Regions from separate parts of the Mus musculus genome. Here regions 1, 2, 3 and 4 are each linked to region 5. Evidence: chromatin loops called from intact Hi-C (ENCODE). Cell type or tissue: left cerebral cortex. All regions are shown on one strand. Links, peaks and the distances in the headings refer to the core of each region. The heading gives the core; the rest is flanking DNA. Region 1 holds the start of Dgki (diacylglycerol kinase, iota). Region 2 overlaps Dgki (diacylglycerol kinase, iota). Region 3 overlaps Dgki (diacylglycerol kinase, iota). Region 4 holds the start of Gm33318 (predicted gene, 33318). Region 5 overlaps Dgki (diacylglycerol kinase, iota).

Region 1 (6,100 bases), core at 713-5,712, 200 kb before region 5:
GGGGAGGGGGAGTGGAGGCACGGAGTTTCCCACAATGCCCCGGTGCGGTGCAGCCGCGGATGGATGCTGCGGGAAGGGGCTGCCATTTGCTGCCCCTGCCAGCGGCGCGCGGACCTGCCCGCGCTCCCGCCGCCTCCAGCGCCCTCAGCCCGACCGGCCTCTGCAGCGGCACCACCTCGGCTTCTTTCGCGGCCGCCGGAGCGGTCGCCATGAACCCCAGCTCCTCGGCGGGAGAGGAGAGAGGGGCGACGGGTGGCAGCAGCAGCAGCGGAAGCGGCGCCGGGAGCTGCTGCCTGGGCGCCGAGGGCGGCGCGGACCCGCGGGGTGCAGGGGCAGCGGCTGCTGCTGCCTTGGAGGAGCCCGCGGCCGCCGGACAGAAAGAGAAGGAAGAGGCGCTGGAGGAGAAGCTGAGGGACTTAACTTTCCGGAAGCAGGTCTCTTACAGGTAGGCGCGGGAGCTAGCGAGACAGGTGCCGCCCAGGGCGGGGGACACTTGCTCTAGCTCCAGAGAGGCACTTCTGTAGAGTTGGGGTTCAGTCTCTCTCTCTCTCTCTCTCTCTCTCTCTCTCTCTCTCTCTCTCTCTCTCTCTCTCTTCAACCTTCGTACCTCCGTGGTTTTGCTTCTATGTATGTCTGTCTATCTGTCTCTCTCTCCTGGGGATATGTTGTTCTCATCCTCTAATTCTGGGTTGAAGAGAAGAAGTGGGGTGCCCCAGCTTCTTCTCCCTGTAACACCCAGGGAGGGGTGCACTTGTAACAGAAGAGAACACTAAGGTCAGAACAAGATCAAAACCACATCTGTGAGTGTATGGGGTGCAAACCCAGACATGCCCAGTTAGAAGAGTTGCCAAAGTTGTCCCTAGGCTAGTGTCATCTCCACACTCCCCCATCCTTGCCGAGTTCACTGGGTGAGCCTTGGGCACTAACCGGATCGCTGAGATCTGTTCTGACAGGCAGCAAAGAATAAGCCATACAGAACAGAAATCCTTATGGGACGTTCTTGTCTGTTAAAGACTAGTGAGCTATGGGTCTCTTCTTGTAGGTATGTAAGTATGTCAGTGGGTGTTGGTGTTACATGCCTGTGTGTTCTCTCCCTCTCTCAGTGTGGACAGCCTACTCCCAGGCTTACCTCCCCCCAACCCCCTGCCCCCACCCCACCCCCACCCCCCGTCCCAGTGCTGGTGAGAAGAGATCACACTGGCACCTGAGGCTGGATGTGTCTTTGACACTAGGACAGTGTACGGTGAACGTCCACCCAATTACGCTTTATGAAGCCCCAATTGTGTGAGGATCCAAACCAAAGGGAAGATTTCATAGGTTCCTTACACTGCTCTCCCATTCCCAGGCACGAGAGACGGCGCCGAGACCACCCTCACTGGTGATTTTTAAAAGTTGAGGCCATAAGCAGAGTCTTGCTGGGTCTCAGAGTGATACTTGGAAAGGGGGGGGGGGCGGGTCAAGGAAAGCATCTTTGGAGCCCTCCTCCTTTTGGGTTAGCATTCTCTTCTAGAAAAACCATCTAAAGTATTAAGCCTGTCACACCATGTGCTGTTATGTAAGCAAAAGCAGATGACAGAGGTGTGTGGGTTGCGAGGGTGTGCTCTGTTTATGGGGGCAGGTGTGTGAATCACTGGAATCCCCACAGGCATTGCCTGGACTGGAGGCCCTGTCATCAGGGCATGTGCTCTGTGTCTAAATGCCGGTTTCTGCTGATTCCTAAATGGTCTCCATCCGTAGCCAGGTGGTTGCTGCTGCATCCATCCCTTGCTTGCATTTTGCTCTCTGTGCGCAGAGGGGGTTTCCCACCTGAGTTGTCCTCTTAGTTACTCACACAGATCAGTTCCAAATGGATCTTTTTATATTTTCGGTTTCTAAAAATAGGCAGGTGGGGAGGAGTGGGGTAGGTCTAGGGAGGTAGGCTAGGACACAGGCAGTTCAATTGTACTTAGGATGGTCTGTCTGGCTCTTAGGGGAACAGGAACTATATTCAGCCTAATTTAGGAGCTGTAAGTTGAGGGGGTGTTATCACGTGAAATACATTGTGGGTCTGGGCTTCTGGGCTAAGAGAAGCTCCTGGGTCATTGGTATTCATGAGACTCCTCATTGGATAGGGCTGTGAAGCCAGAATTTGCAAGGGAAATCACTTCAGCTTGCCTCTTGGCAGGGGTCATTCTCTGAGGCTCTCTCTTAGAAAAGCATAGAGTCGGGGCGTGCAGCTTCCTGGGTGAAATGCTCCCACAGGCATGTGGAAGTGTGTTTGTCACAGAAGACACGGAAACAGGAGCATTTTTGCCAGAGAGGAACAGTACACGACACTGACCTATCTTGAAAGCCACTGTGGTGGCTTTTATTTCTTGGATGCTATTTCTTCTTGAATAAAGCCTCACAGTTTTCAAGGCAAGTGACACTTGGCACACACAGCACCTCAGGTGGCTGGTCAGATGGCTTGCAATCCCCAGGTGAATAGCCTCCACTCTCTGTGGGTGATGCTGGCTGTTACACTCCTCAGGTGATGCTTACACACCAGTACCTGAGAGTTGCTGTCTCCAAGCTTCAGTCATTGACCCTTGAACTCATAAACTGCTCAGCCAAAGCAAGCCAGGCAGTCATAGCAAATGGTCTTCCTGTTGGCCTTGGTAACCCTTTGTGCTGGACTCAGAGGTGGCAGTGGACCCGATGGTCTTGATGAAAGGATTCTGGGCATGACTTAGCATGGGGGACTAGTGGGAGGTAGTGGAGTGGATTCAGGAAGCCCTTGGGGGAATAGATTCTATGCAGAAGTGTGTAGCAAGAGTAGGAGGTACAGCTTCTATGTAGGGGATCATTTGAGGTGGTGGAGTGGAGATCTGCAGGCAGGTGGAAATGCCTCGAAGAACACGAATATTTGTAGAATGAAAGTTGGTGTGAAGAAGGGGGCTTTGGAGGACTGTGTGTGTGTGAGTGTATGTGCGTGTGTGTGTAGGGGGGTCTCATCTGCTTCTCTTGTTGCTAAGGAACATATAAGCTAGAGTTTAAAAATAAATGAAGAGTGGGTGGGCATATGCAGTGACTCCTGTCTTTTTAGGAACCAGAGCCCTTTACAAAAAAACCTTTAAATAACCATTTCTGGAGGCAGATTATTCATTTTGCTGACTTTTTACTTCGTGAAGTCAAATAAACTCCTTTACATACCCCTAGATTTTCCCCCCATTATCTTTTCTTTCATTGGCTGTTCTTTTGGGGGGATGATTTTTCCCGTGAGAATTTTTCTTTTCTTTCAGAATCTGCACCCCAAGAGCAAATAGTTCCTGTAGATGGTAAAGCTAAAGGTTTTAGCAGGCAATGCTACGAATCTGGCACTTTTCTGTTAAAATTACTACTTCCTTTTTCTTTGCAAATAATGGTATTGCAACAGATACATATTGTAAAGGACTATATAATATGTATGTAAGGACTCCTTATTTTAGCTGCTGTAAGAATTCTCATTTAAGCGAATAAAAAGTAAAGGAAAGAAAACCCAGAAAGACAGAGAAGGAGAGAGAAAAGGCAGCTGGTATCGACTGTGTTCTATTTGTCAGGCAACACTGTGGGAAGTATTTTAGCATATTGTTTCTTTTGTGTGTGTGTGTGTGTGCATGCTTGTGTGTAAGAATGAGTGTGGGAATGTGTGTGGGTGCATATGTATATGTGCAGGTACATGTGGAAAATTGAAGTTGACATTTTCTTTTTAAATTTGCTCTTAATTTATTTATTGAGACAGGGTCTTTGAACTGGGAACTGGCTGATTCCGGCTAGTCTAGCTAGCCAGCTTGCCCTGGGAATAACCTCGTCTCTGATTCCTAACTTCTGGGATTACACATGGCCACCAAACCAGTGCATCTTCTAAGTAGTGCTTAGATGTCAGATCACGCTGGCCAGGTGGACAGGAGCTTTATCTACTGAGCCTTATCCTCAGGCTTGTATGTTCTGTCTTATTTGAGCTTTATGGTGGTTCCATGATGTGATTATTACTGTGTTTGTTTTAGAGAAAGTGAACCTGAAGCTTGGGGCTTGGGCTAGAGGCAAATCTGACTCTAAAGGTTTTTCTTTAGACTGCATCTTTCTGGTTGTTTCCTCAAGCCTCTGTGCTAGGGTTGAACTCTTTGTATGTGTGAATATGGGTACCAGTGTGTGTGTGTGTGTGTGTGTGTGTGTGTGTGTGTGTGAGTGAGAGAGAGAGAGAGAGAGAGAGAGAGAGAGAGAGAGAGAGAACTGATTTTTCACCACAAGATTCTTCAGGTTTCGAGTTTTTCTTTTTCTTTTTCTCTTTCTTTCCCTTTTTTTCTTTTTCTTTTTCTTTTTTTTTCTTTTTCTTTTTTCTTTTAAAATTTAGACAGGGTCTTTGCATGACTCTGGCTGTCCTGGAATTCCCTATGTATACTCTGTAGAACAGACTGATCCCGAACGCACATAGATCCACTTGCTTCTGCCTCCTGAGTGCCGGGGTTAAAGGTGTGCGCCACCAAGCCCAGTCCTCCCTGTTCTTTCTTAAGTGCTTCATCCTTTGGGCTGAGGCTCCTTGCCTTGGCCTCGATGGCTAGTGCCTTCAGAAACCCTCTACTATTTCATAACTGGAAATGAATATAAATTCATGATCTTCAGCAAATTGTTTGGTTTTGCTTCTGGGAACAAAACCACCTCCAAGACACCTGTTATCTCTACGAAGACACCCATGTTAGAAGTTTATGCACTTTTAAAATAATTTCTGCAGGTGCTGTGTAGGTGCATGGAGGTTTGGTGCAAAGCTGCTGCCTTTCCTCTTTGGGCAACACACAGCAAGAGAGAAAGTATAAGCTTGCTTGTAAGGAGGCCTTGGCAGGAGCCATTATCTATGAATTTCTATTCGTGGACTTAACTTGCTTCATTTGAGGCAAGTCATAGTGGTCACACTTGACCTTTCTCACGGAAAGTTTCTAGTACAGTATAGAAGCAAAGGCCGGTACAATGGATCTTCTTATAGTAGACAACTGCTAGAAAGGGGGTCTCTTATTCCTTAACTTTGATGACAACAACAAAGTGCAGTTGTCCCTTAGTGGCTGTGGGGGACTGGCTTCAGGATTACTGTGCAGATAAGCCCCTTAGATAAAACCGCATCACATTCGCATATAACCTGTTTGCACCTTTTGAGTCATCTCCATTTCTTAATACATGTTTTAATAAAACATAAAACATAAACAAAGTTTAATGCACTTCAAAGAGTTGTCAGACACCATTAATGATAACATGGCATGCTCGGTCCAGAAATAGTTTTATTTTTTTCCCTAATGTTTTCAATCCATGGTTAGTCGAGTCTATAGTGGCAGGACCCGACGACACAGACGTCTCACTGTGTTCCCGAGTCGTGTTCTGTTCACACAAACAAGACTGTATTAGTAAGGGACAGCTGGGAGTTGGAAGCTAAACAGAGTAGCATGGTCATGTCTCTTCCTTGCTCTGGAGTTAGTAGTATACAGGAAACATTGTCTTCGGAATATCCGCATGTAACGTTCTTCTTTACAAAGCCAGTTTTAAACATCTGTGCTCTGTTTTATACATTTGTTAGCTACAGAGTTCAGGGTGAGACAGAAACACTTCCGGTAACTTCATGTCTTCCTCTAGTCATTATTTAGGCACGGCAGTGTTACCTTCCTCTGTGGGGACACATACCAAGTGAGATTTCAAATGAACTGCTGTCCAGAGTGTGTCTGCCGAGACTCATCTCTGAGAAGAAGGATTTGATTTGTTTATGTTTTTTCTTTTATATGGGAGAGTTCTCACTCTGAGCCCTATGGAGTTGGGTGCTGGAGAAGTGGAATAGAGCTTTGCTGGTGTTCAATTCTGTTGTGGCAACAGTGATATTGCCTCATGGGGCCAAATTAAATTAGAGGAGAGCCAGCTCTTTCTAACACTTGACTTTCTAATCTGAGAAAATGAGGACTCCCAGGGAGTGCCAACCTGGTCGCTGCACCTCTCTGTTCTGCTGGGCTGGGATCTGGGGTACTTGTTTGCTCTGCCACCCCAAGGCGTACTTGGAGTCGAAACCCCTTTGAGACCAGAGGCATCTGGAGAAGCCACAGTCACCTTTGGGCTTAGCATGTGTTCT
Region 2 (6,100 bases), core at 639-5,638, 120 kb before region 5:
TTAAATTTGAAGAGTTTTGAAGAGTGTAGAGGAGTTTTGGAATCACATAATCAGGGAACAGCATGCATAGTGGATGACACGGTATGCAGGAACTTTGGATAACCTGGAAAACCAATTTGCAATGGTCACCAGTGACTGAGAACTGGAACGGGGGGGGGGGGGGCTACAGATTTCCTTTTCTCTGTGGTTCTGTGCTTTCTGAGTGAGAGGAAAACCCATGGAGTACCCCAGAAAGAACAGTTGTATCATGAAAGGCCCGCCTTTTTAATCTCAAAGATTATTTTCATACTTATCTGATGTTGGCATCCCTTCTCAGGCCACTCCCTTAAAGAATTTTGTTTCTGTTCTGATGTGGGACCCAGAGATGTATTTAGTAGAGCCATAGGTTCATTTGTGAAATCATAGACCAGGGAGAGCTGTAGAGACTTAAAAACTGGGAAGAACTGTTGATAAGGAATGACTTGAAAAGGAGAAATGCTTTTGACGATATAAATCATAAATAATATGGGTCAAGAAAGAGATAATAGCAGAAAGTTTAGACTGTCTTGAGGGAAACTGAAGAAGTCAAGTCAGTTAGACATGGTCATGACCTAGCTATACTACAGTTAATAAGAGGTGAGGAAGAAATGACTCACAGTGCCAGTTTTCAGGTGGCACCTAGAGGTCGTATGGTTCCTGGAGATAGATTTTTGAAGTCGAGTTCAAGATGCTTAGGCAGCTTTGGGTGAGGATTGCTAACAGATTCTAAGATAGGAAGGTCTGGAGTCTAGGAGATTCTGTAGGCTTCCATATACTGTGGTATTTAAATGTATGTAACAGATTATTAAGGGGGCAGAGCATTCAGTAGAGAAGGGTAGAAGGCCTGGAACAGAAGTCTATTGAAAACTCTAAGAGAGCTAATGAGGCATTCATGACAGAAGCCAAGAGGGAAGACAGGGAGGAGAAGGGGACAGTGGGAGACGATATCAAAGGAGAAGGAGACAGGGCAGCTAATACTGTTGACCAGCTTGGTGATGGTAAGACCTTGGGAGAAGGATTATCTTTGAAGAAGATTCAGGGCCCTAGTCTGAGGTAGCTCCCTGGGCAAAGTAGACTCAGCAAATCCCAGCAAGCTGAACAAAGAACTCTGATTATCCATTTCTTGGTCACTAGTGATTTTTGAGCATTTACGGGGTGTGTGTGGGGGGGCATGTCTTTGTTTATGTATATTGCTTCATTTAATAATCTCAATTAACTATAAAGAGTAGATAAGTTACTACCTCAGTGAAATATGAGGAAACTGAGGCAACAAAGGTTAAATCATTTGCCTAAAGTTAGGGCACTTGCAAACACTCAAGCCAAGATTCAAAGGTCAGTGAAATGTCTTTGAAGACTTACCTCTGTGTTTTGGGGCATAATCCCAGCTACTTGCTAAGGAGAACAACCAACCGTGTGGGGTGCACTGAGGTCAGTCAGTAGGAAAGCTCTTCACAACTGTGGCTCTGCCATGATTCTGGAGGGAAATGTTCTGCACTAGGTTGAATGCAAACCAAGGGAAAAATGACAAGAAGGTGGATTTCCAAAGCTGAAGGTGTGGCCAGTGGGCAAGAACTTGAGTCAAAAGGAGACCCCCCGCCCCCGTTTAAAGGTGGAAAGCTATACTTGTATTCTGAGGGGAAAGCGAGTAAGCATAGAGAAGCTGGTTTAAGAAACAAGAGAAGGAGGACATTTGGGTGGAATTAAGCTCTCCAAGGTAGCAAGAACCAGCTGAATCCGGAGCATCCTAAAGAGACTCACCCTGGACAAGAAAAGAGTGGAGGAGTGGAGGGGTGTGCTGTGTGACTTCTGGAGAAGGACTGTATCTTTGAAGAAGCATTCAAGGCTCTAGTGTGATGTGGGTGGTTCCTTGGGCAGAGCGGTCTCAACAGACCCCAGTGCGTTGGTTAAAGAACTCTAACAATCAGTTTCTTGGCCAACCAAGAGAGTTTTTAATGAACTTCACCAGTAGTGTCCCTTATTCTCTTCTATCTCTAGGGCCTCTGTAGAGCCTTAGTTTCCAGCCAGGTGTGGTTTCCCTCCTGAGTGGTACTTTTCCATTAGGAATAAACAGAAGAGAAACTGCTCTGATGGAATCTGGTGGAGAGAGGTGAGAAAAGGGAACAGGGATTTGTGCACCTTCTCTTTGTCACTACTGGAAAAGAAGGAGATGGAGCCAAGGGGGGTAAAGTCACAGAGGTAGGGGCAGCCAGGAGGTGGGTTGGAGGAAAGCCAGCTTGTTTAACAAGCAAAGCAGATAAAGATTAGAGTAACCATGACAACAAGCTGCTGGCGGAAGACTGGGGTTTGGGACTGAGGGAGGGAGGTGGAATGAGTCAGCTGGGTAAAAGCCCAGAGTTTTGGAAAACGACATTTCTTCCCTCAGGCTCTTGGCTGTTATAGACATCACCATAGTCACCCACAGTGACTAGAAAGGAGAGAAAGGCAAGAGGGAGGGCAGGGGAGATCAGTAGGTAAGGTGGGTCTAGCTAACTCAGAGAAAGGAAGGAACCTGGGGCTGGGAACAGGGCTGGCGGCTGCAGGGATGCTGGGAACACTCAGAGTGCGTTGCCTCAGTCTACCTCTGGCGTGTACATTTTTCTGTTCAGTCCTATTTATCATGTGTGCTGTGGTGTGGAGGTGCCGCAAAGAATGTGGTTTTTGTATTTTTAGTTTTCTAGAATGTCTTTTTTTTTTTTTTTTTACTCCTGAGCAACGAGGCCTGAGCCTGTCAAGAATGCTTTTCTGGGGATGTTCCAAGTTTATGTGTACCCGAGAGAGGGTAGAGAGATGGTATGTTCACGTTAATGTGGCCTCTTTACCAAGCCTACATCTGGACTTGGTCAAGAACTTCTTAGAAGTCGTTTGCCCTTGAGACGTTGCTAGCCTCTTCTGTAGCTGCTCGGGGATCTGTCAGTAAGAACACGGATGCTTTGAAAAGAGAGGTGAATGCTGCTGCTACTTTCTGAGTAAGATCAAAGCACCTGAGTGGGAATACTGAGACGCTGGCAGCATCACAGACAAACGGCTCTTTTGGCTTACGTATCTCCTCATCACGCCCAGCATGGTCTGTCCCAAAATAGCACCAGCACGGTTGGAGAGGGACACAGACTTCTCAGTCTAATGTAAAGAGCTCTGAAAAAGTGGCTTTGGAGGTCAGCTGCTTCCCTCCCCTGCTTCCCAACTGCACCCCGACCCTTCCACATCTTCCTACACATGCAGATTCCGGAGCTACAGATTGTCTGGGCAGGGGGTGGGGCTGGAGTCTAGAATGAGTCCTGGGGAGGCTGAAGGCCAAGGCCCCTCAGGACCTTGCAGCCCTACAGGCGCTGAAAGCTTAGGAATCATAGATAACAGCGTACCGGAGACCTTGCAGTTTTAACTGAGGAAAGAGGTGGCAAAGTGGATTCACAAACCTTTCGAAATCGATTGTCTCCAAAGTGTATGTAGCTCAAGCGCGTGAAAAAAGAGGCTCTCTTGTTCAAAGAGGAAAAATTCTAAGAGAGATATAGGTCCAAGCTCTTTGTTGCAAATTGTCATAAATAGCTGGGGAGAGGGAACACAAAGGTAGCTGATCTCCCCTGAGGGTAGAAGAGGGCTGGCTCAGGCATGAGAGAGGTGGCAACTTGGACAGCAGCCTCAACGGACCTTTTCTTTTCCTTCTTTTCTCAAGCCCGCCTCTCTCAGGTGGATAAAGTCATCCTGTGTCTTGGCTCCATCATGAGTGGGAGGTATAACTTTTGTTCAGCAGTGAGACAGAGTTCCTAAAACCCTGGGGGCCAGGCCATGCGCTGAGATTTTGTTGGTGAGAGAGCTCTCCAGAAATAGCGACTTTAATTTTCTTTGTTGTCTGGCACCTACAGGGTTTGACATAAACTACTTGTTGGGAGGTCACTCACCAAGCACCCTAAAAGGAAAGAAGAGAAAGGAGGGTGTGGGTGCAGGATGCAACAAAGCGTTCCCTTTTGTGTGGGGAATAAGATCATTCAAGAGGATGTGAGGAATGGATGAAGGTTCTGAGCCAAGTCACAGGCACACACCTCTATTCCAGCCCTCCGGAGGCAGAGTTAGAGGGATCTATGGGTTCGAGGCCAGCATGGTCTACAGAATGAGTTCTAGGACAGCCAAGGCTACACAGAGAAATCCTGTCTGGGAAAACAAAAACTAAAAATAGCAGCAGCAATAGTAACAACAGCAGCAACAAACGAACCAACCAACCAAACGAAAAGAAAGTTCTATGCTGGCGTGTAAATTGTTCACTTACCTCATAGTCAGCCTTACAAATTAACTGAAAGTCTTTTCATTTGTGAGCTAATTTACCAAGCACAAATTGTCTCTGGGCAAGTGCTGTATCAGAACAAGAGAAATATCACAAGGATGCAGATAACACACCATTTCTCCTCTCTAGGAGTCCGAGGTTAGTGGGTGAGAGACACAGACATAGCTCGCTGTGTTATAAGTTCATGGATAGTCTGATGGGTGGACCCATGAGCAAATTACAAGAAGTGATGGTCAGCTTGTCCTGGGTGAGGGTAAAAGGGTAAGGATGGAGTATCATTTAGGAAGCAGCAGCAGCAACAAAGCTTCATCGTTCTGTACCAAAGTCTAGAGATTCCAAACCAAGGTTCTGACAGGGTTAGGTCTCTGGGGAGATGTCTTCCTAGATAGAAGTCCACCTCTCTTTCCATGCTTCTGAGAGAGAAGAAATGTGAAGGAGCACATGGATATATTTTCTGGTGTCTTTTCTATAAAGGTTCCAATCTTATCAGATCAGAGCTGCACTATTTAAAAAAATCTGTACACTAATCGATTCATCTATTTTTGGTGGTGGGGGTTGGGTACTCCATAATGTATGTGTAAAGGTCAGAGGACAGCTTGTGGAAATTCATTCTCTCCTTCCACCATGTCGCTCCAAGGGATCAGACTCAAGTTGTCAGGCCTGGTGACAGGAATCTTTTCTCGGTGAGCTATCTCAGTGTCCCCAAAGCCTTACATACTCTTTATATTATCCTTAATTACTTCCTTAGAGCCTCCCCCGCCCTTTTCAAAACCAGCCATATTTGGGGTTAATGCTTCAATGAGCATATTTTAAGGGTATGCAGCAGTTCATGTGGAACAGAAGGCTTCACAGAGTAGGTGATGATTGAAATGAGTCCTGACGGGACATGGGTAGGCAGGTCTCCTGTCGGAAGGGAAGGTATAGCATGGCTTCATGCAGTTTAGTGGCGCTGAGATGGAAAAGGGAAGCATAAGAATTGGATAAAGGACTTAGGCTTGACCAGTTGATGTGGGATCATTAACTAAACTCAAAGGAAGGAGCAATGTGTCCAGAGAGGAGAGCCAGGAGGTCCCAAGTGAGGGAGAAGTGTAGAAGGGAGAGAAGGAGGTCTGGTCTTGCTTGCTGATTGCTGCGTGTGGGTGGAGAAGTGTACCGAGCTGGTTTCTGGTTCTGGCCTGACTGGCTAGTTTCTAGAATGAGATACACTCGGAAGAACAGACACGGAGAGGCAGGCCATGAGGACAGTTTTAGATATTTTGAATGTGACTGTTCCTTTCTTAGAGAGAGAGAGAGAGGGAGAGAGAGAGAGAGAGAGAGAGAGAGAGAGAGAGAGAGAGAGAGAGAGAGAGAGAGAGAGAGAAGTCAGAGCAGAGAGGTTCAAGAGCAGAGCAGAGATCCTGGGCTTCTTCACTGTCGCCACAGTGTTTGGAAGCAGCTAGGACACAGAAGTGGATGATTTCTGTGAGGTCACATGGCAGGTGGGGAATAGGAAGATGAGAAGGCCCAGAAGAGCTGGACTGAGGCACATGCTAGAAGTGAGAAGAGGAAGTGGAGATGTGGAGGGGGAGGTGCTCTGTGGCGCTGCAGGGCAGAATGGGAAGGACAGAGGTCCTGGCCCGGGCATGCCATCTGTGAGTCCGGAGGAAGCTTCCCTGGAGCAGGAGGTGCAATCTGAAGCTTGGGAATTCAGATGGGAAATGTTCTTTATGGGCAGCAAGACCTCCAGAGGGAACCCAGGGCAAGGGCAGCTTTAGAAGTCAAGGGCAACCTTCATTCCTCTGTCTCTGAGGTATTGTTAGATATGGT
Region 3 (6,100 bases), core at 714-5,713, 100 kb before region 5:
TCCTAAGCACTGATGCTGTTCATCTTTACTCATGAGTCATTCATCATTTAACAAGTTAGGTACCTATTGTATGTCAGGCTTTGTCAGTCACTTGAGATCCAGCAGTGACCTCAAATGAGGAGAGTTCTCCCTTGGGGTTTTTTACAGCTTTGTGTGCCTTATTCAGGGAGCCTGAGACTGGAGGACAGAGCCTGTGGTGGGAAGACCTGAGTTGGATCTACAGCCTACCTAGCAGTTCAGCAACCCTGGGGGTTTCCTGGCCCCATATCTAGTTAGGACCCTCTCCTCTTGTCGCTCTAGGATAGAGGTGTCTTCCCTACCTTGCTGGTACCTGTCTTCTCCCGGCTCTCCTGGTAGAACTTGACCCTGGGGTCTCCTGCTCTAAGCTCTTCTGTTGTCCGTTACAGCCTCCTGCTGGCAGTTGTGAATGACTCCTGCTCTTCTCTGTGCTCTTGGAGCACTGCTCTGGTCTCTGTACCTCTCCAGTCTCTTCAGTCAGCCCCTCCCCCAACCCAAGTCTTCTTGCCAGATACAACTGAATTTGACAGCTCCAGACCCCAGGGATCCTGCCTATTGGCCCATCCACTGAAGAGGACAGCTCCGCTCCTGGCACTGGGACTTGTGGCAGCAGACTTTCCAAGTCTCTGGCTGGGTTAATCACTGCATGCTAATCCCCACATTTAACCACGTTGTGATTGAGCTCCATTCCAGGTTGGGACATAATAATGAAGAAAATCTCATCACAGATCTGACGTTAGCAGTTAGCCATTGGGATGGAATTTGGCTGACCTCAGGGATCCGGACTTCTTATCTTTACTGTCTCCTTAGCTCAAACATTGAGTCTATAAAATTTAATCTTTTTCAGTCTCTTTCTGCCTCGTCTCTCTTCACATCCTCTGCCTGTAATTGCTAGGTGAAGGTTATAAAACCAACTGGTATTTCTTAGGTAGCTCCTACAAAGTTTATGAGAGGTAGGGAAGACCGGAGAGAGTGGGAGAAGACCTTTATAGATCCTGGGTGATGTGAGGGGACTGCTCCCTGGCACCTCTGGCTTGGGGGTCACAAGTAGGTTTTGTGAGTGAAGCCGCCAGTGTCATAGGAACATCTAAGGAGAGAGTTAAAGGATGTCGGGGAGTGCCCAGCTCTCCAGCTCTTTTACAGTTCTGCTCGTCTGTCCTTTTCAGATTTTAGAAGCAGGAATCACTGGTAGTTTGTGCTTTGGAAAGGCAGAATACAGAAACAGCTGTTAGGGTCTATTTTTGTTTCATAAGCTTATTGATAGTAGAACGGCTAAAGCACTGGGATTGTTGCTTGGTTATGTCACTTTTCCCCCCTTTAATGTGGGTGCTGGGGATTGGAACTTGGGTCCTCATTCTTGTGCGACATGTGTTTCACTGATTGAGCCACTTCACCAGCTCCAGGAACAGAGGATTGAAAGTCAGTTTCTGATGACCTTTGTAGCTAGCTTCCTGTGCTATCCTGTAGCTCAGATTCATATTGCTTGTGTTTTACTCTGACCAGAACTGTCTCTAGAAGTTTTTATATGGACCAAAAGCTAAGACAATGCAAATGGCATTATTGATTTCAGAGACTTATATTTTTTTTTCAGCTCATGATGGTTAAGCCTGTATCTTGCCTTGTTATCTTCATGGCTGTAGGATATTCATTTCTGTCCACATAGTTGATGCTCAGGGATAGTGATGGTGGTGGTGGTGAAGAGGAAGAGGAGGAAGATAAGAAGATGAAGAAGAAGAGGAGGAAGGGGAAGAGGAGGAAGAAGAGGAGGAGGAAGGCAAGATGAAGATGAAGAAGAGGAGGAAATGGAGGAGAGTGACCACCATGAGGCCTAGTTTGCATTATTCTGATAATGAGAAGGGAAGACACAATGAGCAATGGTTTGCAGCTCCTCCCAGAGTATTTTATATTCACAGAGCCACAGCATGGACTCAGCTGTAGAGTTCCCTGCCCTGTGTGTTTTGGGCTTAGCCCCATGTTGCCTCATCAGAGGGGACATTTGAAGCCTTTGCATGCTTAGAATCTAGACTCTGCCTGTTCCTGGGCTTTTTTTTTTTTAACCTCTGGGTTACTTCTTCCTAAGATAACTCCCAGTGCACCTCCAGTATGGAGGGATATTTCACAGTGTGACTGGACAAACATGTCTCTGAAAATATCACATGGGACTTGATAATACATGGCTCCATACCTGGGTTCTTCAAGCTCAGCTCACGCTGCCTTGGGGTTAGTAGCCCATCATGTGGTTTAGCTCTTCTTCCGATAGCTGAAGAGGGAAGGCCATGCTGCTTCTCTCCTGAGAGTGCAGGCTCGATTCTGTTCCCCAAGAGCAGATGACTGTGCACCTTCAGCACAATGTCTCAGGACACTTTGGAATGTCAAGGAGTGTCAGTCCTAAATTAGACTGTGACAAAAGCAAAAATTCAAATAACCCCCAACCAAAACACACGGACCAGAACCCTACCTCTGCAAACACAAAGCACTTTGTGCAGCCTTTTCCCGTTATCAGAGCGATAATACGCTGGTCCAAAGTATGCCCTCAGTTACTTCTTTAGATTCAAGTTTTCCAGAAGGGGAAGAAATGTGTGCTGCTTTCCAGCCACATGAATAAAAGCCCATGAAACTCATCCTTTCCATGAGTCAGGCTAGCTCTACCGAAAAGGGGGAAAAATATCATCATTCTGCTCTCTGCAGGGCAGAAACCCACACATGAGTGTTCAACAGCTTCCCACAGTCTGATGTCCTCTCTTACCAGAGGACCCTTACTTAGGTCATAATGAGACACTTTATGGCTCCAAGTCTTTATCTTCCCATGCCTTATATAACAGACTCTGCTGTCTATACAGACTCAGTGTGCACCCGACTGCTGAGATAGGTCGGGTTTATGCACTCCTTTCTTCCTTCCCGGCTTCAGTCCTCCTCCCTGAGAACTTCATTGTCTTTACAACACTGTCGTAGAATCTAGAAGTCTAGATTCTAAGCGTGCAAAGGCTTCAAATGTCCCCTTTGATGAGGCAACATGGGGCTGCATAGGCTGTTTATACTCCTGGGCTTTTGTTCCTGAGTGTGTACTTGTGAGTGTGTACGTGTGCACTCTGCCTTTAGGGTGACTTGGAGATGCACTCGTGTCTTTAGGGGAGAGCAGAGTTTGTCTGGTGCACATGTGACTCCTGGAAGCAGGACTTTGTCTAGACCCTTTCCACTCCTACCCCCAGGCTCTGACTCTGCAGAGTTGCTCAGAGCGTCTCTGATTCTGCTCCAAGTGCAAAGGGTGCCCAAACTAGGAAGGATCAAAAAGTTGTTTCTTCTCCTTTTTCCCCTTGGATGTAACAGCTCACCCACCCCTGCCACAGCTGACGGAATGGGAATGGCAGAAGGTGGGCGCAGGGGGTGGGGGTGGCAAGAGGATGGCAATCATTAGTTTGGGAACAATCTCTGAGCCAAAGAAATGCCTTTGGCATGTGAGAACAGCACACGTTTGTCTCTTTGCCTCCTTGGAAGGAGGTACACTGTAACTCTGACTCAACCTGGGAACTATTTATGGGAGATCATTCTTAAAGACTATTTATTTGATATTGCAATTAGTACTGGCCTGGAGTCACCGTGAGTTGGGTCACTAAGAAATAGCTAACCATGAGGCAAATACAAATTTGAGATAGGAATATTTTTTTTTTTACAAGAATCAGGATTACATGAACACATTGTTTATAGATGAAAGAGCATTATGAAAAACTAGACTTTTGTTGTGAGAGAGTAACCTCTGGTTGGATAGAATGGTAGAATCAAGAACTTTCATCTCTCAATGTGATCTTTGGAATTACCCAATGTTGTGAGCTCATGAGTGTCCACATTTATATGCGTAGGTAGATTACCTTAACCAAGTTACACTTCTGCTCACAAGGGACTGCTGTTCTCTGTGATTCAAATCGATATTTGGAAACAGGTGGTCATGTCTGGCAAGCAGGTTTTGGCATCAGCTCTGCACCTGTGTTTTGTTTAGTCTAATCATTCACGCACAGGTACCCCTGGGAGCAAAGCATTTTGACTTCCAACAGAATTTACTGCAGAAACCACAGCCTCTCACTGATCTGAACTGGAAGGCATCAGTATATAGAAGAGTGAAATATATTCAGACCCAGGAGCTGGGATAAACCTGGGGGACATTGTGGAATTGACTTTCTTCTTGAGATGTGGCTGGTGTTTCCTGTATCTTCTCCTTCCCATCCTCCCCGCCTCCCTTGTTCACCAGTATCTTCTCCAGGTGTTTCAAATGGTCACTGTGAGGTTTGTTTGGAGAAACACCCAACATCCATAAAACTGTGCAGGGATGAACATTGGTATGGTACTGATGTTGATGCAAAAAAAAAAAAAAAATGTGCCTGGCTTTGGCACACTCACATAATTTCCTAGTTAACACTGAGAAGAGGTCTCGGCCAGGCCTTACACATGCGTGGCACCTGCTGTTCTGTCTCTTGTGGTGTTTCTGGTTGAGGGAGAGTCAAGAAAGGAGAGCTAAATGGTTTGCAACAAGTGACAAGTCCTGGCTCAAGGACAGAGTTTTTATTGGCTCAAGTACAGTTGTATCTGTAGGTTCTACATGCACAGATTCAGCTAGCCATGACTCAGAAACTATTCCAGAAATTTAATTTGTCATTTCCTTTGTCATCCTAGACATATAGAGTGTAACTCTTTACATAGCATTTACATGGTATTAGGTATTGTAAGTAATTCATTTGCACATGAGTTAAGTTGTATGTTACACGTAAATACATACTCTTTTTTTAAATAAGGGACTTCAGTATTTATTGGTATTTATGTGAATGTATATATGTGTATGCATGTATATGTGCAAATTCACGTATGCATGGGCATTTGGAGGCCAGAGGACACCCTTGGGCGCTGTCCTCTTTGTTTTTATAGACAAGGCTTCTCCTTTGCCTGGAGCTTGTAGCCATTGAGCCCCAGAATTCTGCCTATTTCTACCTCCCCCATTGCAGATTACCAGCATGTACCACCATGCCCCAACCCTCTTACACTGGTTTTGAGGATTGATCTGTCCACAGATTTTGCTCTTCTAGGGCACCCTAGAATCAATCCCCTGCATGTACCGAGGGGTGACCCCCTTTTGGTAGTTCTTAAAATGATAATGTATTAACCCTTTTCATGGACGAGGAAACTGAGGCAGGGTTTCCCTGTCATTCTCTGTGTTAGAGAATTAGGATTTGGTCCAGAGCCACCTCAAAAGTCTGCCCACCTGTAGCCCTTCTGTAGTACCAGGTAGAGGGATCAGCTTTAACGGCCTCATGACGCACAGAGATAATTTGTGTTTGAGAAAAGTTTACATCTTCGGCCATAGTCTGAGCATGAAGTCACTGACAAGACATAGGTGCTTTCTAGAGCTTTCCCTGATTTGGTATTTGCATGGCTTTTGAACACACATAGAGCAGCTAGGCTCTGTTGGGTCTGGTGGAAGGATGGGGGTGGCCTGAGAAATTTCTAGTTTACATTTCAGGCACGAGGCACCGAGACCGTCTCCCGTTCTGTAGTTTTGAGAAAAAAAATAGAATAACAGTGCTGAACTCCTGGAGACATCTTAACGATTTAATGGGCGACCCGATATACCTGGCGTAGCTGAAATTCTTGCTTGGGGACCAGAGTCTGGAACCACAGGCAGCCAGACTGCCCACCCCTAGAGAGTTTCCTGTGAGTCCGACCTCAATCAGCTTCCAGGAGAAAGAACTGAAGCATGACATCTGGAGTCCGCGCCAGGCAGTGCCGATCGGCTCTCACCTTTTTGACCAGAATCTTGGGAATGCAGTCTAATGTGAGAGACAGAGGAAGCTGCTCTTTCAATCAAAATTAATAAGCCAAGTGTTTTCAATCCCTGAGAATGGGGAGAGCTTTGGCCCAGCTGTGCTGATTTTTAGAGTGTGTGTGTGTGTGTGTGTGTGTGTCTGTGTGTGTGTCTGTGTGTGTCTGTGTGTGTGTGTGTCTGTGTGTGTGTGTCTGTGTGTGTGTGTGTCTGTGTGTGTGTCTGTGTGTGTGTGTGTGTGTGTGTGTGTGTCTGTGTGTGTGTGTCTGTGTGTGT
Region 4 (6,100 bases), core at 432-5,431, 350 kb before region 5:
GACTTTAAAGGCCACAGTTGCTGTGAATAATGAGAATCAACCATACATGTCACATAGATACATCAGAATAATCAATAGGAATTCCATTCATGTTACGTTAAAAATAAAGAAAAACTGGCGAGTCAAGCCCATGGATACCAGAATAGCCATGGCCTCCAGGGTAGTACGGGATGGATAATATCACAAGGACGTTCTTTGAGGGATGGTTCTGCACGTTCACCTGGGTGTTAGTGGTTGTAATAAAGGTGAGACTTGGATTCCAAGAGACCTTTCTGGTTAACTAGCTGCATTGTTCATTTTCAGCCACAGGGTGGCAGCGTTGTAGCGATGACTAAAATCAGGGCCTTCTCTGACGTTTGCTTAGCATGGATTGTGCTTTCCTGCTTCCTTCAAGGAGCCTTTGTCCCTTGTGACACTCTGAACAGTGGCCTCTTCTTTAAATTAATTATTTTTCTTACAACTATATAGTTGAGCATGTCTACCCTCTACCTCCTCACCCCCCTTTCCTCATCTCTCCTTTCTTATGGCAGTTTGAATGAGATGCCTATTACAGTCTCTGGCCTTTCAATACTTGGTCCCCAACTGGAGACTCTGCTTGAGTAGGTCTAGAGGGTGTGGTTTTGCTGGAGAACCGTATCACTGGGGGGTGGCTTGACATTTTGAAGTTCTTTGTCATTCTTGGTTCGATCTCTCTGCTTCCTTGCCTATGGTTCAAGATGTGAGCTCTCAGCTGTTCCCACCACCACATTAGCTATCGCTACCTGTCCCTTGCCACACCTCTCCACCATGACAGAGTCTCTCGTTCTCGCTCTTGCTCTCTAGCTGTAAGCCAAATAACCCCTATCTTCTAAACAGCCTTGGCTATGGTGTTCTGTCACAGCAATAGAAAAGTAACCGCCGGGCGGTGGTGGCGCACGCCTTTAATCCCAGCACTTGGGAGGCAGAGGCAGGCGGATTTCTGAGTTTGAGGCCAGCCTGGTCTACAAAGTGAGTTCCAGGATAGCCAGGGCTACACAGAGAAACCCTGTCCAAAAAAAAGTAAGCAATACAGTCCTCATTTCCTCTTTCATTTAATTTCATTTAATGTACGCATACATGTAAATTTAGCCTAAGCTATTTGTTTCCCATGTTCTCAATCATGCCCACGCCCCAGCCACATCAAAATTATGAGTATTTCTTATTTAGTTTCCCCGTATGGTTTTGCTTTGTTTGGCATTTATATTCTTAGCCCACCTTAAGATTTAGAATATATGTAGGAGTTTGATTAAAAAAAACATTGTTTTTCAAGAAAAAATATTATGTAGCCCAGCCTAGCCTGGAATTTGCTGTGTAGCCCAGGCTAGTTTTAGCCTCCTGAATGTTGGGATTATAGTGGACATCACCATCTCTAAAATTTCATGGTCCTATGTGCCTATAACTCTAGCATTTAGGAAGTGGCAACAGGAGGGCCAGGAGTTTAAGGACATACTGGCTACATAGTGAGTTCAAGGCCAGCCTGGGCTATGTGAAAGCCTGTCTCCAAAATAACAAAATTAAAAGTTGTAAAAACAATTAGCCAGTTTGCTTGGAGTTTTGGAGGTGCCACAGTGCATTAGTGGGCTCTATGTCACAGGTGAATTCCTGTGAGTGGCATTTTATGCTGTGATGCCCAAGGTGCCATCTCAAGGTTAGTGGTTAGGATAACACAGGAGACATGACAATGTGGACGCTTGCAGCTCTCTCCTCTCAGTCTGTCTCTGTTGTCCTGGCCTCTCCATATACGCTTGTCAAGGCTGGCGTGTCCTGGTCTCTCCATATACGCTTGTCAAGGCTGGCGGAAGTCTCTGCACAGATCTCCATTCGATTTTCATAGTCCAATGCTCAGAAACTGGGAGAGAGGGACTTTCTTCTCTGCTGCAGGCAGTGAGGCTGCACCCAAGAGTCCTCTGCTGTTTCCTCTCCACCGCCAATATCCACTGAGGCCTAGGTGTGCATGACTTTGGCCCTTCTTCACAGGGAGTACTTTAGAGGTCAGCAGTAGTTTTCCATATCCCTTCCTGAAGAACTGCAGGGAGAGACTCCAACTCATCACTTTAATGGCACATGTTCTTACCCCTACCTACCTGGTCCCCGCCAACTTTACCACATGAGTTCCAAGTTAAACACTTCCCTTTCCCCCTATTCCTTTAAGCTCATTTTATTACCCCCGAAAACAGTGTTGAGTTCTTTAATAAAACCACCACAGCCTTTAAAATGGGGCTCATGCTCACCTCTACGTGACAGCTGAGTCCTCAGTGATCATGCGCCCCTTCCGTTCTCAGCCCTTTCCTTCTCAGCGCCTTCCATTCGCATGTGGGTTACACTTGTGTCTCAGACTTCTTAGGGAAAGGCTGCAGTTTCTCCCAGACATCATGCTCTGTGTGTACAAAAGTGAAAAAACTAAAAAGTGGAGGAGGAGCTCGTTTCTGATCACATTATCATAATTGTAATAATTCCTCAATGATATAATTCCTCAAGACTGGGAAATAAGTCCCATTGGCAGGTATCAGATGCTGGGTATGGTGGTGTATGCATGGGCAACTTAGCAGGACGCTATCAATGAGACAAAAACAAACAAATAAACAAACAAAAATCCCATGAGTGTTAAAGCAGGAAGAATGAAAAGCGGGCAAGATGAAGCGAGTCAGAATTTACTCCCCTTCCAAAGAACAGTGCTAACACAGAAAGGAGATTCTCAAAAGATGACAGAAAGCTGGGGTGGGTAACAGTACTGGCCACCAAGCCTGAGAAATTGAGTTGAATTCCCAGGATGCACCTTGCCCTCTGACCTCTCCATCCTCCTTGTGGCACATCCAAGCCCTCTCACCCCAGATACATGCATAATAAGTAAATACACCATGCTCTAAAAACAATCACAGGTGTAGAAGAAGGGAGAAGAATCAGTATCTTTCTAACTATCATTAATTTCAGTCTCTTTTGTTGAGTCTTCAGACCAGAGGTCAGCTATAACCCAGGGAATGCTTGAGAAACACCATGCTGGAATGTATCTTCCCCCTGGTGGTTTCCACATTTTCATGCTCAGACTGAACATGATTTTTCTTTTCTCTGTAAATATGAGTCCAGAAACAGGTGACCGATAGACCAAATTTACTTCAATGGGGGAGTTTTATACCCAGATATATGTGCACAAAATGCTCTCTGGGGTTTTCCAGATATTTAACCAGCTCTTTTGGAGAAACTAAAAATCTTGGAGATGAAAAAGGGAAATTCATGGGCTGTAGAGATGGCTCAGCGGTTAAGAGCACTTACTACTCTTCCAAAGGTCCTGAGTCCAATTCCCAGCAGTGACATGGTGGCTCAGAACCATGTGTAATGAGATCCGATGCCCTCTTCTGATGTGTCTAAAGACAGCTACAATGTACTCATATACATAAAATAAATAAATAAATCTTTAACAAGAAAAAGGTAAATTCAAGGAATTAATATTTGCTGGTTAATCAAATACAAAGTGCACCAATGAACAGGGTCAGGTCAATATAGAAGGTGGATTCTGTTTTCATGATGTGAGACTCTGTCAAGTGTTGATTCTAGAAATGACAATGGCAGAGGTGAGGGGAAAGCAAGCATGGAAAGCAAATCTGTAAAGAGGCTGGCACAGAAAACAAATAATATCGGGGAAATCAGGAGAGTATCTGGCTGGCTCATCATGTGTCTGAATTCGGCTTAAGGAAGCATGGTGTCTAGCCACACAGTTGATAATAGAGAAGGGACAAGGGCAGCAGCTTCCACAGGAGGCTAAGAAGCCAGAGAAACAGTAAACTACATTGCCAAGCACTAAGATTGATGAGGGAAGGGGAATGGATGACTTTAGTATCCAAGATGGGAAACAGGAGAATGTACTAGCAAGGACTCTTGTGCTCAGTCATTGGGAAAATCATGCATGAGACAGAGGAGACTGAAGAAATCCATGGACCACACTAGCCTCTTCAGGATCACCTAAAGTTACTCAAACCTCAGGGTGTGGATGATCCTTCTCCTTACTTAACAAGGTAAGATGTGGTGGCTTAAAGCCTTTTAACATAGAACCTGTGGGTCTGGAAATCTGTGTAGCTCACCTGCCATCTGTGACCTGGGTTCCCTCACAAGTTGTAGCCATCTGAAGAGCCACATGGGGGAGAACCTTCTTCCATGGCTATTAACAAACTCAGTTAATCATGGGCTGTAGGCTTGAGGGACCTCAATTCCTTGGCTGGTAATCCACATTTTTGCCCACACTGAAGAGGAGGGGTATGCCCAAAGGTGCTGACACCTGGAGGTCATTGTGGATGCTTGCCTACCACTGGGGCATTACTAGAACCAACCTTTGTCCGATGCAGTTATGTTGGGCAGAGAAATGCTTGTGCCCTTATGCTAAGGAGAATGGACATTTCCAACCTTACTAGCTCATGATAAGTTCCCTGTAAAAAGGAAACAGGGCTTTAAACACTGAAAGACTGGTTTACAAAAGAGATGCGGTGAAGGAGACTAACAGGTCAGAAAAGAAAGACCAAAGGCTTACGGGAAAGTCGAGAAAACTACTGTATAAAAAATGTGTGGCAGTGGTGGTGCACGCCTTTAATCCCAGCACTTGGGAGGCAGAGGCAAGCAGATTACTGAGTTCGAGGCCACCCTGGTCTACAAAGTGAGTTCCAGGACAGCCAGGGCTATACAGAGAAACCCTGTCTCGAAAAACAAAAACAAAAAAATGTGTGGCTGTGCAGTGGTGGTGCTCACCTTTAATCCCAGCACTCGGAAGGCAGAGGCAGGAGGGTCTCTGAGTTTGAGACCAGCCAGGTCTACAGAGTGAGTTCCAGAATATCCAGGGCTATACTGAGAAACCCTGTCTCAAACATAGATGGATGGAAAGATAGGTAGATAGATAGATAGATAGATAGATAGATAGATAGAAAGAATAAAAAGAAAGGTCTGTATTTAAATATTAAAATAGTCTCAAAAGATCCTAGGCTAGACAAGCAGACTCATTTTACATGAAAAATAAAAGTTGCTTAAAGACAGTGTAAAGTTCTGAGACTTCTGTCTTCACACAGCAAAACCACGCTCTGAAGAAGACAAAACTCTCTGTAGACCTGATACCTGACTGTCCCCTTGTAAGAACCACCTGGAACCACAGCCCTGTATGTAAAATGGTTAAACTATAGCCAACTAAGGCTGTTTCCATAAAAGGAAACCTCAAAAGGGAAGAAGAAAAATCACATTGGGGGAAAATGCTATAGAGCAGGCCTTTTCTTCTCTAAGGGGGTCAAAGGCTTAGATCTCTTTCCCAACACTCACTTTGGGGTGCATCTTGCAGCCATTAAAACACTTATTTTCCCCTAAGCCCCACTTCATCCACGACACTCAGGAGAGTATCCGTTACCTCTTTGACCAGTATCTGGAATAGTACCCACCTGGCCATCCTCTCATTTTTTTGCCTGGTACTCCATTGGGAATAAAAGATCTGTGAAGCAGGCACTAGTGGCATAACCGTGCAGTCCCTCCCAGCTCTCCGGAGGTGAGGCAGAGGGATCAGGAGTTCAAGCTCAGCCTTAGCTGCACAGTGCAGTTGAGGACAGCCTGGGCTACAGGTAACCTTGTCTCAAAAACAAAACAACAAAATCCTATGAATTTAAAAAAAAAAATTAGCCCTCTGATTTAGGACTTGGAAACGTGTGGCAAGATTGGCTAATGTCTGTTTAATAAAGGCCATAAAACTACATAAAAAGCTAGCAATGAATGTGTGCTAGAACTGTGATAATTCAGATTTCTGCTCACGTGCGCATTTTCATATATGTGGTGCATTCTTTTAAATCCAGACAGACTCACGCGACCTAAACTAATTTGAAATGTAGACAGCGCTTCAATCCGCTTGGTTTCTCTGAGGAAATAAACTCGCGAAACAAACCTCCTTTAAGCGGAGACTCTTAGGGAGGACACTGGGCGCGCACGCCCTCTCTTATAAAAATGTATTCTTGTCGCTATTTGATTGGTTGGCTCCTCCAGGTCTCCCTAGCTCATTGATCTATGTTTCAGTCGATCATTTCTAGACCCTAGCACCCTATTGGTCCATTGCGACGCTCCGGCA
Region 5 (6,100 bases), core at 477-5,476:
GAGCAGGAGGAGGGGCTTCTGAGAGGTCTATTATCTCAATAAAGGGTTAATCATTCCTCCCACATCTTCTTAACATGTCTTCAGATGAATCCATTTTCCTGAGAGGTGGACTCATGGCCACATGATTGACAGGCCCAGTTGGAGTAACTCTTAACAGAGGAGACCAGAATGTTCAATGTTCTTTCCCCCAAACAGACCAGAAAGTCAAGTCACCACCAAGAGCCAGAAATAAAACTCAGATTTCATTCTTTTGCCCATGAGATGCTAGCTTTCACTTAAGAAGCATCAACCGAGCCCGGTATTTCTGCATTTTTTTTCAGGCTTGTCTTAAAAGCTGAGGAGGCACAGTTGTAATGTTTCTTGGGTTCAAGGCAGATAATGAGGAAGGAGTTCAAATTCAATGACTCGGAAGCCTGATAATTTCCTGTAATACAGTGCCTTTTTAGAATTCCCGGTGCTCCATAGACTAAATAAGAGGACCCTACGCACAATAGCATAGGGAGATAGGGCTCATTGATGAGGATGCTTTCCAGGCACTGTGGTGCTGGGAATCCATCCTAAATGTTTGCCCATTTTGAGCAGCGTTGCCCGACATGTGTGTGCCCTAATCTGTTAGGGATCAGGTAGGTGGTGGGGCTGGAAGAGTTATCAACTCTGGTTTCCTTAGCTTCATGGTAAGTCCCATTAGTGGCATGACTCAAATGTCACATGCACTTTCTGTAGGTGGTGCTCAAGCAGAGATCTGACCAGGACACTGATAGGAAAGAGGAGAGCAATGGCTATTTGTTTATGAGCATTCTAGTTATGACCATTTGCAATCCAATTGTATTATTGCTGCTGCTGTTTCAGGACTGCTGCTATCGCTGTGATTCTTCGGTTTCACATTCTTCCCCACATGGCTGTGTGTATTCTCCCTCCTCCCCTCCTTCCTCCTCTTCCTCCCTAGCCCTCCTTCTGGTTTTGGATGTAGAGGAAGACACTTGGAGCGATAGCCTTAGGTTCTGATTTTCCTTATCTTTCGTTGTCTGAAAAATTAGTTGCCAAACATACTTACTGTTCTACATCATGTTAGGAAGACCAATGCCAAGAGGGGGATCACACATTAAGAGCTCACAGACACACAGTGTTGTTGCTGAGGTGTTCTGTGCACTCGGCTGGAAGCTGGTGACTTAGTTATCAATGCTATCCACAGAGACTGATGTCTAGACTTGGATGATGGGTCCACAGAGGAAATAAAAAGTGACAGTTTCTTTTCTTCTACCTTCCCCAGCATCCCCAGGGCTGTCTGTCCCTCCAGGGCCCTGTCTCTACAGAAGTGTTAGGTGTGATCCACTGGGCTCCACTGTCCTTCCTCAGGGAAGCCAGCCATCAGTCACAGGTTGCCAGCAGTCTACACTGACACCTTCCAAATGCACAAGCACTCCCAGCCTTTCCCATGTGGGCTCTTTGATAATCTCTGTTATTATGAGTTTTTGTGCTCAAAATAGGTTTGGTGTAATATTTATTATAATATTTAATATTTATTTGGTAATATTTAGTTTATTAATATATATATGTATGCATATATGTATATTTATGTGTATGATGCTAGGTTCAAAACAGCTGTGTCTTAGCATGAAAAATAACAGCTAACCCATTAAATGATTTGTTATGTGGTTCCAATTCATCACCTAAGGGAGGCAAGCACTGGTTTGAAGAAGAGCCTGTTGAAGAAAGTAACTGTTTACAGTCTTTAGAAAGTTTAAGATCCTCACACACTACATGCTGCATTTGCTGCTGTGGTAGTTACTACCATCCAACAGAATTATCCCGGCAGGCAGCTCTTGCTCAGGCCTGTCCTTGTAGAGGCCTCTGCACATCCCTAGGCGATGCTGGCAGGAGTGACATCAGAAGCCCATACGGTCATCTCTCTACGTGCACCATGTTCGAGTGTTTAATCATTGGAGATAACATAGACCCCAGAAAGCTTTTCTCTGTGAATTTAAACGCGTGCCCAAAATCAAGGCTAAATTTGATGGCACTTAGGAGCCAGACACATTGGGTGTGCTGTGCCCTAATGGGGCGATCTTGGACCGGTCACTGGCTGCGTGTGGGTTTTCTTACCTGTGAAGCAGGGATAGATAAGGGCTATCCCTACTTCACAAGGCTGTAAAGGTTAAGTGAATGACCATCTGTGATGTGCCTGTCAGGGCATAGAGCAAGACCTGTATTCTAACCAGTGGCCCACGCTGTCCTTGTTGCTAGTGGTTTGTTATTGTTGCTTCCTGGGTGTGAATCCCGACTTGTAATCTCGCTCCTGAAGATTTGGGTAGAAACCCAAATAGCACCGACGAGATTTGTGCCTAGAACAGAAGCTTAAAGCAACCAGTCATGGAGATGCAGCCTCCGAGAGTATGGGTGGAATGCTTGTTTTGTACATAAGAATATTGACTCTGTCCCTCAAGAGTGAAGTTGGAATGTGTGAAAAAGTTTGAAAACGTAAGGACAGTGCTTGCGTTGTTCAGGCGTAGCACTTAAAACTGGTGTAACAGACTAAAGACCTTGGTTTATGTTATAAGCCCTCTTTGTAACAGGTATTGCTGTTATATTGCGAAGAAGCCTGTCTAGGCCACTGGTGTGCCTGTGGGTAGTTACCTTGACATGTTTAGGGGTTTTCAATTTGCTTAGTAACAGAAGCACTTACAATTTTGCTTAATTTAAGGAGTCTCGCGTTCATTCCAGGGAAGTCTCCAGAACAGCTTGCTAACACTTCTCTCCTGTATTTTGAATTGAATGTTGTAGAAATCCGCTCTCAGGAGGAAGTGTGCCGTCTGCAAAATCGTGGTCCACACAGCCTGCATTGAGCAACTAGAGAAGGTAAGCGAGCGCCACCTGCTGGCGAGTGTGTTGGCTTCGGTCACTTACCAAGATCTGGTGTCAATGTCTAACTTTTTAAAAAACAAAACCAAAAATTGTTGAGTTCAGGATGACTTACCAGAATAACAATGAAAAGACAATATATAAAGGTCAGCCATGGTCTTGTTTTCCTGGGTTTAATTTGATATTATGTTGCATTGAACTTTGGGAAAGCTTGGCAACACTTACAATAAGCCTTTTAAGATTGTAGCTTCCATATGTTTCTCTCGGTGAGTTCACATATTCCTAAAGGAGCTCGAAGGGAGAGTTAGCCAAGCCAGCCGAAAGCAGCTCCCAGATGCTGCTGCAGACCTCACGGGCAGCAGTTTTTGCTGGTGCAGCATGAAATGTGTGGCTAAGCCAGGAGTGGCATCCCAAGGGTGGTGTCTTGTCTCCAGAAGTGGATTCTGAACTGTCTATTCATTTACCATCTGGGGGGAAGGGCAGAGCTCTGCGAGAGAGCTGCTTGCTGCTCTCATTTATAATTCCTCCTCCGTGTCCAGGCGAGACACTGAGTGGGATCTATATTCGTGCGCTGCCCTTGGCAATCACGGTGGGACTATTTTAGCTTTGTACAATGTTTGCTTAGCTTCGCCAGCACCTCCAGCTGCTGTCAACCTATATCTCACAGCCATGCCTAACACTTGGACTAGATTTTTCTCGTCTGCACTCTACTTCACTTTATACAGGAGCAAAAGAGCTCACGAGGACACTTCTCATCCACAGAGCAAGGCAGTGCTGAGTCCTTTTACAGGGAATATCTGTGCGTGTGTTTGAATGGTTATCACAGCAGTTAGGACTTCTCAGGTTTATATTTTCTACTTTAAAAAAAAAAGCAAAAAAAAAAAAAAAAAAAACCCAACTTACCCGGATGACTTCAGCTGCCATGTACTTTACCTGTGACTTTGGTCTCCATTTTTCCAGATTCATGGGCTAAGAACGTTTTTGTTTGTTTGTTTGAAGTTAGACTGCATGGATGAGAATGCAGGACTGCCGACTGGAGGTGTGAAATGGCACTGTACCTCTGTGGATCGTCTAGTGAGATGCTTCGGGAGAGTAGGAGCAGGCTAGAACGGATTCCTTATTCTTCCTGGGCTTGGTTTATAGCCTTCATGTCTACCACTATTGGTTGCTTTCTGGTCTCAGGTAGCTCTCTTCAACCTGTTGCTCGTCACTAACATTAACATACTTTTCTCTTCAAATGGCAGATTAATTTCAGATGTAAACCAACATTTCGGGAAGGAGGCTCCAGATCGCCAAGAGAAGTGAGTTTTGTGAGTTGTTTCAGAGAGCACCTTGAACTCTCCTAGGTTCACCGAATCTCCCAGGGATTCACCTAGGATTGACAAATGAGGTCTGTCTCCCCTCATTATACAGCAGTTTCTTCTTAATGTGTCAATAAGGACAAAGAGTCTCCAAGATTCTTCGGTATACTGTACTTTATTCTGTCAGTGGAGTGGGTTTGGGAGCCAGAGTCTTAACGCATGAAATGGAAAAGTGGGGTTGGGGGAGTTCCCCATTATTCTAGACAGTTTAGAACTAGGGTCTGAGTTGTACTCTCTAGTCCACAAAAGGAGGATGAGGAAAAGGAGGGAGGGAGGGAGGGAGGGGGGGAGGGAGGGAGAGAGGGAGAGGGGGAAGAGGAGGAGGAGGAAGAGAAGGAGGGAGGGAGGGAGGGAGAGAGAGAGAGAGAGAGAGAGAGAGAGAGAGAGAGAGAGAGAGAGAGAGCCAGATAATGGGCTTTCTGAGAGATGTGGGCACTGATTGAATCTTTTAGGACTCTTCTAGGGCAAAGGGTGCGATGTGAGATACAGGGAGACAACCATTTAGACAGAAACAGCAGCAGCACATAAGCCTAGGTGAGAGCTTAGTAAGATGCATTACTTGGGAGGAGAGTTAGAGCTAGACAGTGGAAGTCAGGCTTCCACTTCCTTGGACGCAGGCTGGAAGTCATCAGGGATTTGCAGGTTCGCACTGCGCTATCTAAGTAGAATATATTATGCTGCCTGCAGTGTGGAGGGAACATCATGAGGGTCGATGCTGTTGGGGACATAGAGACAATTAGAGCAGCTCTTGCCATAGAGGTTAAGAAATAATTGTGTCTGAGCTGAGAGAAACATGCTTGCTAAGATGAGTTTACAGGTGTAAAGTTGGCAAGAATTAGTGAAGGATTTTGGGTGTGTGGGGAGTTATCCTTATAAATCAAGCTTCCATTGAGCAAAACTGATTCATTGTTGTAAGAAGGTTATTTGAGGAATGAATCTGATGTGAAGATGCAGAATATTTGATCACATTGTGAACCCTAAGATTGTGGACTGGTTGTGGTATGGCTCAGCTACCACAAACCTTTTATCCAAGAGTTGTCTGTTTATTGTAAACAGGTTGTTGTGGTGTGGTCAGCCCTAGCACACAGCTTTGCTTTGCTCTTCTCTCCCCTCCCCTCCCCTCCTCTCCCCTTTCCTTTCCTTTTCTGTTTTTTTGGGTTTTGTTTTGTTTTTTGTTTTTTTTCGAGGCAGGGTTTCTCTGTGTAGCCCTGACTGTCCTGAAACTCACTCTGTAGACCACACTGGCCTTGAACTCAGAAATCCACCTGCCTCTGCCTCTCAAGTGCTAGGATTAAAGTTGAGTGCCACCACTGCCCTCACACACAGCTTTAATGCAAAAATCTTTTTGTAAATGGATTAAATAAAGGCCAGATAGATAAAGAGGCAGAGCAAGCAACCAGTTGACAGGGAAAGAACATAAGAAAACCCAGGAAAGGGAAAGGAGGGTTTTGAGTTGAAGGGTATTTAAAACAGGATGGAGTGGGGGAGGTTTTTTTCCTGCTGGGACATCAGTGGTATAAAAAAGTCACCTGGGTACTTTCTGACAGCAGGTTTTCACCCCAGCATCTTGCTCTTCTGAGTCTTCATTGGTAAAATTGAACAACTAGGATTTAAAAAACAAAGCAAATCAAAAAACAAAAAACAAGAGATGGTGAGTTTAGTTGCAGAAGTATTAGGTTTGAAGTCTCCCCTTTGCCCCCAGATGGGTTTGCCTGTAGATATGTGTGTGGGAGTGGCCAGCACATACCGAGACTGGGTAGTACTGTGAGACTAGAGAGGGTAGCAATGTCTGAGAACAGAGAGGGTCACAACAGTTTGAACCATAGTGAAGAAAGAAAGACATCATAGAGGCCAGACAAGGTGGCGACCACCCGTAGCAT

What was found. Peaks named below come from ENCODE experiments on the same cell type or tissue, not always from the same donor. Only the 100,000 strongest peaks of a DNase experiment are listed, where the experiment ranks them.
Region 1: a loop joins it to region 5, with 3 times the contacts of the local background. A loop is called at or near these places in 4 of 42 quality-filtered maps.
Region 2: it touches region 5 in a loop (2.2-fold over the local background); 4 of 42 quality-filtered maps call a loop at or near these places.
Region 3: it touches region 5 in a loop (2.7-fold over the local background); 4 of 42 quality-filtered maps call a loop at or near these places.
Region 4: it touches region 5 in a loop (5-fold over the local background); 29 of 42 quality-filtered maps call a loop at or near these places.

Annotation. Positions count from the first base shown.
Region 1 is chr6:37,293,908-37,300,007 of GRCm38, reverse strand. It overlaps Dgki (diacylglycerol kinase, iota), which reads left to right and starts at 32. Exons shown (of 34, transcript NM_001081206.2): 1 at 32-445. The coding sequence starts at 60. In left cerebral cortex, for the core only: no CTCF peak of the experiment used is centred there; DNase peaks (open chromatin) are centred at 1,684, 2,040, 2,845, 4,688 and 1 more place; H3K4me3 peaks cover 3,237 bases; H3K27ac peaks cover 2,405 bases.
Region 2 is chr6:37,212,834-37,218,933 of GRCm38, reverse strand. All of the region lies in intron 1 of Dgki (diacylglycerol kinase, iota), which reads left to right. Among named protein-coding and RNA genes, the nearest start is that of Dgki, 84 kb to the left of the region's middle. In left cerebral cortex, for the core only: no CTCF peak of the experiment used is centred there; DNase peaks (open chromatin) are centred at 2,338, 3,007, 3,672 and 5,329; H3K4me3 peaks cover 231 bases; H3K27ac peaks cover 2,015 bases.
Region 3 is chr6:37,197,564-37,203,663 of GRCm38, reverse strand. All of the region lies in intron 1 of Dgki (diacylglycerol kinase, iota), which reads left to right. Among named protein-coding and RNA genes, the nearest start is that of Dgki, 99 kb to the left of the region's middle. In left cerebral cortex, for the core only: no CTCF peak of the experiment used is centred there; DNase peaks (open chromatin) are centred at 1,215, 2,812, 3,279 and 5,603.
Region 4 is chr6:37,442,360-37,448,459 of GRCm38, reverse strand. Gm33318 (predicted gene, 33318) reads right to left here and starts at 5,950. Exons shown (of 3, transcript NR_166917.1): 1 at 5,427-5,950; 2 at 2,250-2,395; 3 at 1,055-2,044. In left cerebral cortex, for the core only: no CTCF peak of the experiment used is centred there; no DNase peak of the experiment used is centred there.
Region 5 is chr6:37,094,308-37,100,407 of GRCm38, reverse strand. It overlaps Dgki (diacylglycerol kinase, iota), which reads left to right. Exons shown (of 34, transcript NM_001081206.2): 4 at 2,782-2,856; 5 at 4,104-4,160. Among named protein-coding and RNA genes, the nearest start is that of Gm52857, 190 kb to the right of the region's middle. In left cerebral cortex, for the core only: a CTCF peak has its summit at 2,875 (motif pointing left); DNase peaks (open chromatin) are centred at 2,843 and 3,350.